Linked DNA regions of Homo sapiens: region 2 is linked to region 1. A link is an interaction called in ENCODE POLR2A ChIA-PET data of the cell type or tissue named here. Cell type or tissue: A673. All regions are shown on one strand.

What was found. Peaks named below come from ENCODE experiments on the same cell type or tissue, not always from the same donor. Only the 100,000 strongest peaks of a DNase experiment are listed, where the experiment ranks them.
Region 2: POLR2A ChIA-PET joins it to region 1 with 8 read pairs; 1 of 35 experiments calls an interaction of 5 or more read pairs at or near these places.

Annotation. Positions count from the first base shown.
Region 1 is chr7:69,986,946-69,991,945 of GRCh38, forward strand. The region is part of intron 2 of AUTS2 (activator of transcription and developmental regulator AUTS2); the gene reads left to right. Among named protein-coding and RNA genes, the nearest start is that of AUTS2, 390 kb to the left of the region's middle. In A673, no CTCF peak of the experiment used is centred here; a DNase peak (open chromatin) is centred at 1,896.
Region 2 is chr7:70,616,434-70,621,433 of GRCh38, forward strand. The region is part of intron 5 of AUTS2 (activator of transcription and developmental regulator AUTS2); the gene reads left to right. Among named protein-coding and RNA genes, the nearest start is that of GALNT17, 510 kb to the right of the region's middle. In A673, no CTCF peak of the experiment used is centred here; a DNase peak (open chromatin) is centred at 2,908.

The DNA of each region.
Region 1 (5,000 bases):
GTAGGTTCGATATTTAGGATTAGGTGCATAATACCTGGAGTTAAGCTTTGCAGAGCTGGAATTTGGACTGTGTGTCTTGGCCAGACCCTGGAAGCACAAGGACAATGTTGAGATGAAAAGATTGAGAATTTAAAATCTGTAAGAATTTAAAGCCATTTTACATCACACCATAATTTCTCTTCGCTGGATTAAGACATTTCACAGCTATTTATAAAGGAGTGATTTGCTACTATAATTTAATTCACTTGACAATCGTAGGACATTGGATCCATAGTTATGTCAAGCTAGATTAGATGCAAAATTGGTAGGAAGACTTTTGTAGATTAAAGACATATGACAGTGAAATGCAGAATTTGAGCTTCTATTGAATCCTAGTTCGAGGGAAATGCTGTGAAGGTCATTTGGGGACAACTGGGGAAATCTGAAAGTTGGACTGCATTAGATAGTATTGAATAAATATTAAATAACCTCTTGAGTGTGTTAATGATATTGTAATTATGGAGGACAATATGTTCCCTTTCTTGTTCTTTTTGCTTTCTGATAGGGTCTTGCTATATTTCCCAGGCTTTTATAGAGCAGTGGTGTCATCATAGCTCACTGCATTCTTGAACTCCTGGGCTCAAGGGTCCTCCTGCCTCAGTGTCTCTGTAGCCGGGACTACAGGTGTGCGCCACTATGCCCTGTAAATTTTTTTAAAATATTTTAATAGAGACCAGGTCTTGTGATGTTGCCCATGCTGGTCTCAAATTTCTGTCCTCAAGTGATACCCCTGCCTTGGCTTCCCAAAGTGCTAGGATTACAGGGATGAGCCACCATGTCCGGACTTTAAAAACATTGTTTTCCAATACGTCATGACTATTTTGACTATTTGATTGGTTTTAAAATATCTAGTTCATTTTCATGTTGTTCCAGATGAATTCACTTTTATATTGTATCAGTTGATGCCATTTCAAACTTGAAAGGTAAAAGTAGTCACTGTTCTTCAAACCAAAATGACTACTAAGAGGTGTGCGTGTGTATGTCAGGGGAGGTGGAGGGAAATTGTGGATATGAATGAAAATAATGAGTGTAACTTTGATCACACAGATAATACATCTACAGCCTTTACTAAAGCTGCCTTTACAGTTTCTGGCTTCAGAGATGTGGTAAGTGCCTCTTGAAAGGTTGATATATTACTTTTAACAACATAAAAATGATATTTGCCTTTTTTAGAGTCTCTTTTTTGTTCACTCAGATTTAAATGTATCATCTAACAGTCTTCTCTTTGTGCCCATGTTCTTCCATGAGACACTTAGAATGTCTAAAAAGATGAGTTTGGTATTGTTCTAGCCTTCCCTTTGTTTTTAAGGGGGACTTTGAGTCTATCAAGAGTGTGTGTGTCAGCTAAGATTGTATAGCTGGCTGGTGCAGGAGCTGGAATTTAATGTTGTTTTTTTCTGGCCTCTCAGTACATCACATTGTCACTTAAGTGAGATGGCAAGCATTTCAGGTGCTCTTACATATATCTGCAAGCATGGATAACATTTAATGCCAGCTCTCATAATTATGCATCACTTGTTGAATTATTTATTGTACATACCCTACTATAAATTGTAAACTCCTCAAGGGCAGGATTTTTGTCTGTTTTATGCATTGCTTTTTTTTGTGGTATGTAGAACTCTGTCTGGAAGGTGATAGGCACTCAACAAATATTTATTGAATGAATGAGTGAATCAAAATAGAATGAACTAGGAATAGATTAATGGCTGCTCACTTTGCAGGATTTCAGGGAAATAATTGGTCAGCTTTAACAACACATCCCCCTCTAACTAGCTGATCTAAACTGAAAAATTAGACACTGGCTTCCTGTTTAATTTCCCGTACTCGTGGGAGTGATAATACATTAAGCTCACTTAGGTCAGTGATTTGACAACTTAGAGTGAATGATTTCAACAACCCCTTTCCTAGGAGCACTTTTTGTTGGGGGCAGGGAGGACGGGTGGAGTGCTACTAAGTTGAAGAAAAGTACAGATGGAAAGGGGCAGGAAAAAAGAAAGACAAGGAGATGCAAAGACAAACTTTGAGCGTATCATGATTTTGAGCAGGACAACTTTGCTGGTATGTGGGTTAAGAAATACTTTGGAATAAATGGCATGGTCTGATCTGTCAAACTTGTTCATGGTCCTGTGGTCCCAAGAATCTGTACCATGTAATTTGTAACTCCAGATAGTCAAGACTTGAATTTGGTAACTCTTGTAATTCTTGGTATTGTGTATGGATGCTCATGTACAGTTTCAGGAGAGTAAGCTGTTGTTCCCATCTTATGTGTGGCTTATTATATCATGAGTTATTACTGTTTGTCAGTTATTCCTGGGTAACGCTGTTAAGAAAATGCTGGCACTTCAAGGGGTTTGAGGAAATGTTGAGGATCAGATTTATTTAATATGTGCAAAATTCTAGATTAGGTAGAAAGTTGTTGAAATCATGGATCTAAAGTGAAAAATTGAGCTTTTTAGAGCACCTATTAGAGATCAGACAATTTCTAGTGTAGAGCCTGACACATAAGAGTTACGTAATAAATATTTGGTGTGTGGGATGAGAGGGAAGGAGAGAGGAGGAATGTTGTGAGCAGCTACTCATTGAAGTTGTGAATGCAGCCAAGCTGATGGTTCCATAGATTGTTTTTCTCTATGTTGAGGCTTTAAATGGTATCCTTAATTTACTGCTACCTTTCAGATGAATGCAACTGGACATCAAGTAGACTAGGGGAAGAAGAGTACATCTGTTTTCCCTAGAGAACAGGGACCCCCCGCCCCGGGCCATGGAACTGGTACCTGTCCATAGCCCATTGGGAACTGGGCCACAGAGCAGGAGGTGAGCAGCAGGCTAACAAACATTAAGGCCTGAGCTCCTGTCAGATCAGCGGCGGCATTAGACTCTCATAGGAGTGCTAACTCTATTGTGAACTGTGCGTTTGAGGGATCTAGGTTGCCTGCTTCCATGAGAATCTAATGCCTGATGATCTGAGGTGGAACAGGTGCATCCCAACACCATCGCCCTCCCATCCCCAGGTCTGTGGGAAAAATTGTGTTCCATGAAACCGGTGCCTGATGCCAAAATGGTTGGGGACCGCTGACATACAAGAAGAGTAATTCAAAAAACAGAAATAGCAATACAAAGTTGCAGTCTGAATTTGTGCATGCTATTTTACCTCTTGGTGCCTCAATTTCCTTATCTGTAAAATAGGGTTACTAATGTATATTTCATTGGGTTTTTTGGGTAGGAGTAAATGAGGTAATTGGTAAAAAGGAGTTTAGATACAGCATCTACTGAAATATCAGCCAGTAGAAGTATTTTGCGGTCAATTTGTTTTGTATGTGCCCAGAGGGAAGGGAAATATGCTTACCAATTTTGTTCATTGTTACCGTCTGTATAGAATTTTGACTATTTGATTGGTTTTAAAATATCTAGTTCATTTTCATGTTGTTCCAGATGAATTCGCTTTTATATTGTATCAGGTGAGGCCATTTCACACTTGAAAGGTAAAAGTAGTCACTGTTCTTCAAACCAAAATGACTACTAAGAGGTGTGCGTGTGTGTTTGTGTGTGTGTATGTCAGGGGAGGTGGAGGGAAAATGTGGATACAAATGAAAATATGAGTGTAACTTTGATCATACAGATAATATATCTACAGCCTTTACTAAAGCTGCCTTTACATAGTTTCTGGCTTCAGAGATGTAGTAAATATCCACTGGAATGTTAGCTCTTAAAGCTGGTGGTCATATTTATATAGGTTGGGTATCCCTTATCTGAAGTGCTTTTGACAGAAGTGTTTTGGGTTTGGGATAATTTTGGATTTTGGAATATCTGCATTATACTTATAAGTTGAGCATCCCAAATATGAAATGCTGCAGTGAGCATTTCTTTGGAGTGTCATGTTGGTGTTCAAAAACTGTTTGGATTTTGGAGCATTTTGGATTTTCGATTTTCAGATTTGTGTTCCTCAATCTCTGTGGTTTAAGGCTGAGAGAATAGATCTAATCAGCAGTCAGTAGAGCTCATTAGTAGAGGAGAGAGGAGAGTTTTCTTTTAAGAAGGCTATGGGGTCTTGTGAAGAGACGAGATAGCTTGTATTTAATTCACCTGACAGTCATTAGCTAGTAAAAATGAAAGAGAGTCTGGGAACTGGAACAGAGAGCTGGAAATTCAGCTCCTTCCAGGCAGATCTGCCTTGAAATTCCGGGGAAATCAGAACAGGAACCTCTTCATTTCTTCATTTCCCTTCACTGCGTAGTAGTTTATTTTGTGCTTTTGGTAAAATGATTCAAGGTCCAGGAGACATCCTGAGGTGATGCAGTGTAGGAAAGCATTTCAGAAAGGTAAGATGGAAGACAGATCTGGGCACAGCAATGTGAATTGGACATTTCGTTCATCCTTTGGGCTTCCTAGAATTAGCTGTGATCCATAGGACTGTCCTGTCCATCCTGGTGTTCTCTCAGAATCAGGAGCAGCTCACTGTGCGAAAACCCATCTGAGGAAAACAAGAATGAGCTGATGGTCACTGTATCCCAAATTGACACACTAGTTAGGTAGCCCTTGGGTGTGAACTTCCTTAAAATATTTAAGGAAAGAGACTGCTGTTAACATACTCAGGGAACAATTATATGTTGTTTACCACATGACAAGAGAAGAAATAAACGTTAGACATATTTCTGGGAGCTTAGATAAGTTGAAATATGGAGGAATTAAATGCTATATGGTATGATAATATAAATCATTTGAAAGTTGAAAGTTTTGTTAGAGCTAAGAAAGGCCTTGAAACCATCCGATCTCAATCCTGTACCTTAAAAATTGGGAAACTGAAGCTGAAAGATGGGCAGTGATTTCTCCCAAAGTTTTGTTGCAAAATACAGGGCTTGTCTTGATATCGGAATACTTTCTATTCTAAGACATTTTTTTTGTCTTTAAGATAACCAGATATGTATCTGAGGGTAGAACATACCTCCTCTGTACTATACCTT
Region 2 (5,000 bases), 630 kb after region 1:
CGGCTTTAACAGCTGACGGGGCTGATGCAGCTGCCCGGTGACACCATGTGCCCTGCTGTGTACTGCAGTTGCCATTTTGCATTTATAGTGGGATTATCTGATGCTCCAAGCTCCACAAGGGCAAGGTCTTAGTTTTTACATACTGTTGAGTCCCCAGTGCCTGACACTGTGCTCTGCACACCATATGTGGTCAATACATACTTGGCAAATGAAAAAGGGAATGAACGAGTGGTCAGGGTTAAAAATCAACGTATCTTTAAAGTAAGCCAATGTGCTTCCCAAACCCAAAGAAATTCTTCTCAAAATAGAGTGTCGAATAGTTTTTTTTTTTTTTTTTTGATTGGAGAAACTTGAGCATGTTTTTAGGCCAAGCAGTAGGAATTATTAGAGAGGGAATGATGGCACTATTGATGGAACACGGTCCCAGAGGAGATCTGAAGTGACAAGATTAAGAGCAGAGAAGAATTTTCATTAGCAGAAACAGGGCACTTCCTCCTTAGAGACCAGAGGTGAAGAGAGAAAAAAAGGATCCGGTAGTCATGGGCTATGTATCACTTAGGAGTGCTTTCAGCTGCAAGTAATAGCTTGACTAGCAGTGCCTGAAACAATTAAGGATTTATTTTTTTCATGTGATGGTAAGACAGCTACAGCTGGGTGACCACTGTGTTGCTTCAGTGGCTCAGTGGGGTAAGGGCCATTGTCTTCAAGACTTTCTTGGCCTTTCCCTCATGAGATGCACCTTCTAGCATCACATTTGCATTCAAGTAAAAGTCCGTGCTATCCTTGCAGACACTTACTTCGCATGCTGCCTGCTCTGCTGATTGAGGAAATGGTCAAGACTAAATGACCACTAGTCCCTCCTTCAGGTATGACAGTGGAGTCCAACGGTTAGTGGGATCTGACCTCCAGCGAGCTTATTTCTCCTATGATGAATATAAGAAGTTTGTGGCCGGGCTCAGTGGCTCATGCCTGTAATCCCAGCACTTTGGGAGGCCGAGGTGGGCGGATCATGAGGTCAGGAGATCAAGACCATCCTGGCTAACATGGTGAAACCCCGTTTCTACCAAAAATACAAAAAAATTAGCTGGGCGTGGTGGCGGGCGCCTGTAGTCCCAGCTACTCAGGAGGCTGAGGCAGGAGAATGGCATGAACCAGGGAGGCAGAGCTTGCAGTGAGCTGAGATCACACCACTGCACACCAACCTGGGCGACAGAGCGAGACACTGTCTCAGAGAAAAAAAAAAGAAGTTTGTGAGGGATTCCTAAGAAAGTGACCGAGGGAGAGGAGGAAGGGGAGAGTTGGAAAAGTTAAATGATTCACTTGTAAGCTACTAGAACTTTGTTAAGTTTGGGGACATCATGGTTTTGTGAAATCTACTTTCGCTGAAATTTATGTCCATTTCTTTGCCTCCTTCTCTCTGCACACCGCCTCTACTCAGAAATTTAACCATTTACACACAACAGAAAGAATTTTCCTCAAGATCGCTACTTTTGCCCAGTATTTCTGATTGTCTTTCTGCTTCACATCTCCAGAAAATGTATTCCCTTTAACAACTTAACTTGGAGAAGGAGGAAAGAAACCTAAGCAGATATGACTCCACCTAAGTTTTATGAGGAACCTTCGAAGGAAACTCTGAGAAAAATGAGTCTGTATCTTTTTCTCCCTCTTAGACCAGGCTTTTGACATCTACCAGTGTGCACACTTACCAATTAACAGTTACGTTCTTATTGGTTGAGAGAACAAGGCATTAACACGTCTGGTGACTGCTGCGCTGGTCCCGTGAGACCTGTAGAGAGGCCAAGTGGTTGCCGTGGGCTTTTGCTACCTCTTTGGGCAGTCACTTTGCCTGTATGAGACGAGGAGGCCGGACCCTCTCAGCTCCTGACATCCTCTCTAACCTCCTGTGATCTGGTCACCCTGTGGGAAAGCCAAGGCAGCCCTGGCCCCTCTCCAGCAGTCTCTCCCTGGAGGGCTCGGCCTGTTGGGTTTTACTTAGCTCGCAGTTTATGCCTTCATTCTCCTCTGACCCTCATTAACCAAGAGGAAAAACTAATTCTAGAAAGGACTCCATTTCCCCCCATATTGTATATTTCATATCCACAGAGCATGCTGTGCCCTATTGAGAATTAAACTGCGATCACTAACCTCATCTCATTTGTGCCAGGGGTCTTGTTCAAAAGCTGTTTCCCCAGCAAAGCAGTGCCGTGGGTTAGGACCCCCTCACCCCACACACACATGCTTGGTGGAGTGGTTCCCATCTCTTTTTAATGCCTTTGGCAGGGGACAGACAGAGAGAGAGAAAGAGAGAGAGAGAAGGAAACACAGGGAGAGAGAGAGCAAGAGAAAAAAAAGAGAAACACAAAAGAAGAACAAGAGGGAAAGAAAAGCTCTCGAACAGCAGCCCTGTGTTTTGTTAGAACATTGGCACTGCATTTATCAGGATTACTGGAGGGAGAGCAGGGTTTGATCCTCTTCTCCACTGGGAGAGGGAAAAGCTTTATTGTACCTTTTTTAACATCTCACAGTTAGATCAGAACAATACACTGTGTATGTACATACACACCATACGTATGTGCCTAAGGATGATATTCTACTTGGGACACACCCTGTTTTCAAAGCATGGCTGAATTTTTTATAAAGGCCAGATACAGAAAGCCACCAGGCTCTCCCTGGGTCTCCCTTTCCAGCAGACCTTCCCCCCCTCCCCATCCCCTTGCCGGACTTGGATCAGCAGGATTCACTCCTGTCAAACAAATTAGAGCATCTATGAAATGGGGCTATCGACATGTGTGACTTGATCTGTTTTAATAGGGGCCCGGTGGGAGTTTCCTCCCTGCCCCACTGAGCTTTGTATCCTTCACGGAAAGGCAGACGGGGCGCGGGAGGATGCTGTGGACTTTAACCCTTTGCTGCCAGCAGGTTGCCTGCCTCCTGCGTGCAGCCGCTTCCTTTTTGTGCCTGGCCATTGTCTGGGGAGTGCGTGCGGCCTGCCATGCTCTTCATGCTTGTTATCTCACAGGAGACAAGCTCACCCCAGGAGAGGAAGAGAGAGCTGCGTTCTGAAGCAGATCTTTTGATTTCCTTTCTTCCCTCTCCTCTCTCAAATAATTAGAAGTGCTGGTCAAGGTATTAAAAAAAAAAAACAGCCAAAGGGGAGAAAATATATTGTATATTTTATAACCCTGGCATTTTGTTTTTCAAGAGGTGTTGTCGGGCTGCCATTTGACCCTTATGTAATAATTAGCATTTGAGCTGTGGCAGCTAGCAAGTAGGTAAGGGAGAATTGCCTGTTTGGAGGAAGGATCCGACCCCTTTTAAGTAGAAGAGAAGAGGGAATTTGCCTCTGTCAGCATTTCAGATGCACCCCCATGCTATCACTGTCTCCCTGGCCCTCTGTTCCTGACTCAGTTGCTAATGACACAATCTCCCAGCGCCTGCCTCCGCCCATGGCTCACCCCCACACCCATTCACTGTTCAGGTACTTGAGTCCCAGCCACAGAGCTGGAAGGCTGGACAGCAGCTAAGACAAGAGGCAGAGGCCTTGTGCACAGTCCTGTTGCCGAGAAGCGCTTAGCACCCTGCCACCCTCCCTGTACCGCTCTGTAGGGGTGCAGATTCCCACCGAGCCCATGGCCTTACCTGCACCTCTCCCTTAACCTGGGAGTGCTGCGGGCAGAAGTCAGGACCCGCTTTCTTTTCTTGCTCTTCTTTACTCCTTAGCACATAGCACTGGTACACCTCAATTTATAGAACAGACACCTTCCTGAAAAACTGCATGTAAATGCAATTTTTGACAGGTGGAATTTTGTAGCTCATAGATTTACATTGTTTAGAGTCAGTCGAAATGAAGCTGAAAACACAATCATATTCCCTGTACTTACTGGTGTAGGAACCTGAGCACACAGCTCCTTTCGTAAAGTGAGAAATTCTCCAGCGGAGCGTGTAGCCGTACCCTGGTTTACCTGTTCAAGGAGTCCTATGCTGAAGACCACATCTTATGGGCATCGGTGTGCAGTAGGCGCTCAGTCACACCACGCTCATCACTGAGATGTGGAAGGAAAGGGGTTGGTCGGGCCCTTTGCTCTCCTGTGCTGGTGGCCAAGCCCAGGGCTTGGGTTGTAAAACCACAGGCCTGACTGCTTCTCCTTGAATTGTCCTGAACCTTGACCCTTAGCGCCCTCAGGTCGTTGTGTTGTTTGGATTGGTGATTTCATTAGGATTTCTCACCCTTTTCATTTATTTCATTTAGGCCCGAGGCAGAACTTCTGGGAGCTAGCTGATCATCTGTCTTTTAATTTTCCTTTAGGGAGAAGAACTCCACTGGGCTCCATTTCTCCCTCTCATTGCTTGCTGGCACTGGCTCCATGGCCTCTTTGTTGTGTTTTTGTTTTGTGTTTTGTTACCGTCCCCTCTGGCACCAGATCAAGGGGCAGGGAGGGAAACTGGGACGTTTTGGAGGAGGGTTGCCAAAGAGTTGTTGCAGGAAAGAGGCATGGTCAGAAGACCAGTTCAGCAGCTGAGCAGCGACAGGAGCACTTCCAGTTCCTCCAGGGCCTGAGCTCAGAGCGGGGAGGACCATGAGGGGCCGCGGTATGGCGGCGGTGGGGTAGGGAAAGAGCCAGGAGAATGAAGGAAGAGCAGCAGCTTATTTAATTTGGAAAAACAAGGGAAAAGCTCCAGTCCACATACATCTCTTCTTTCTTCCCCTTCCCTGATGCTCATGAATAGCACGTGGAAGGGTTGAGTGTTTCTGCCCCACAGTGTGGCTTCTGCCGGGAGTGGGGGCACACATTCCAGGCTTCTGTGCTGCCTGGGTAGCTCCTTCTCCTGGCCTTTCAGGTCCAGGATTACAGACTCAAACTGTATTCACTGTGGGGGCAGGGTGGGGGGTTCTCCCCTTTTTTTCTCCCATGTCCTAGTCATTTGGTCGCTGCAAAATGATTACAACATGCAGGAGATCTCTTGCCACCTGAACCATTTTTAAATCCTCTCCTGAGTAC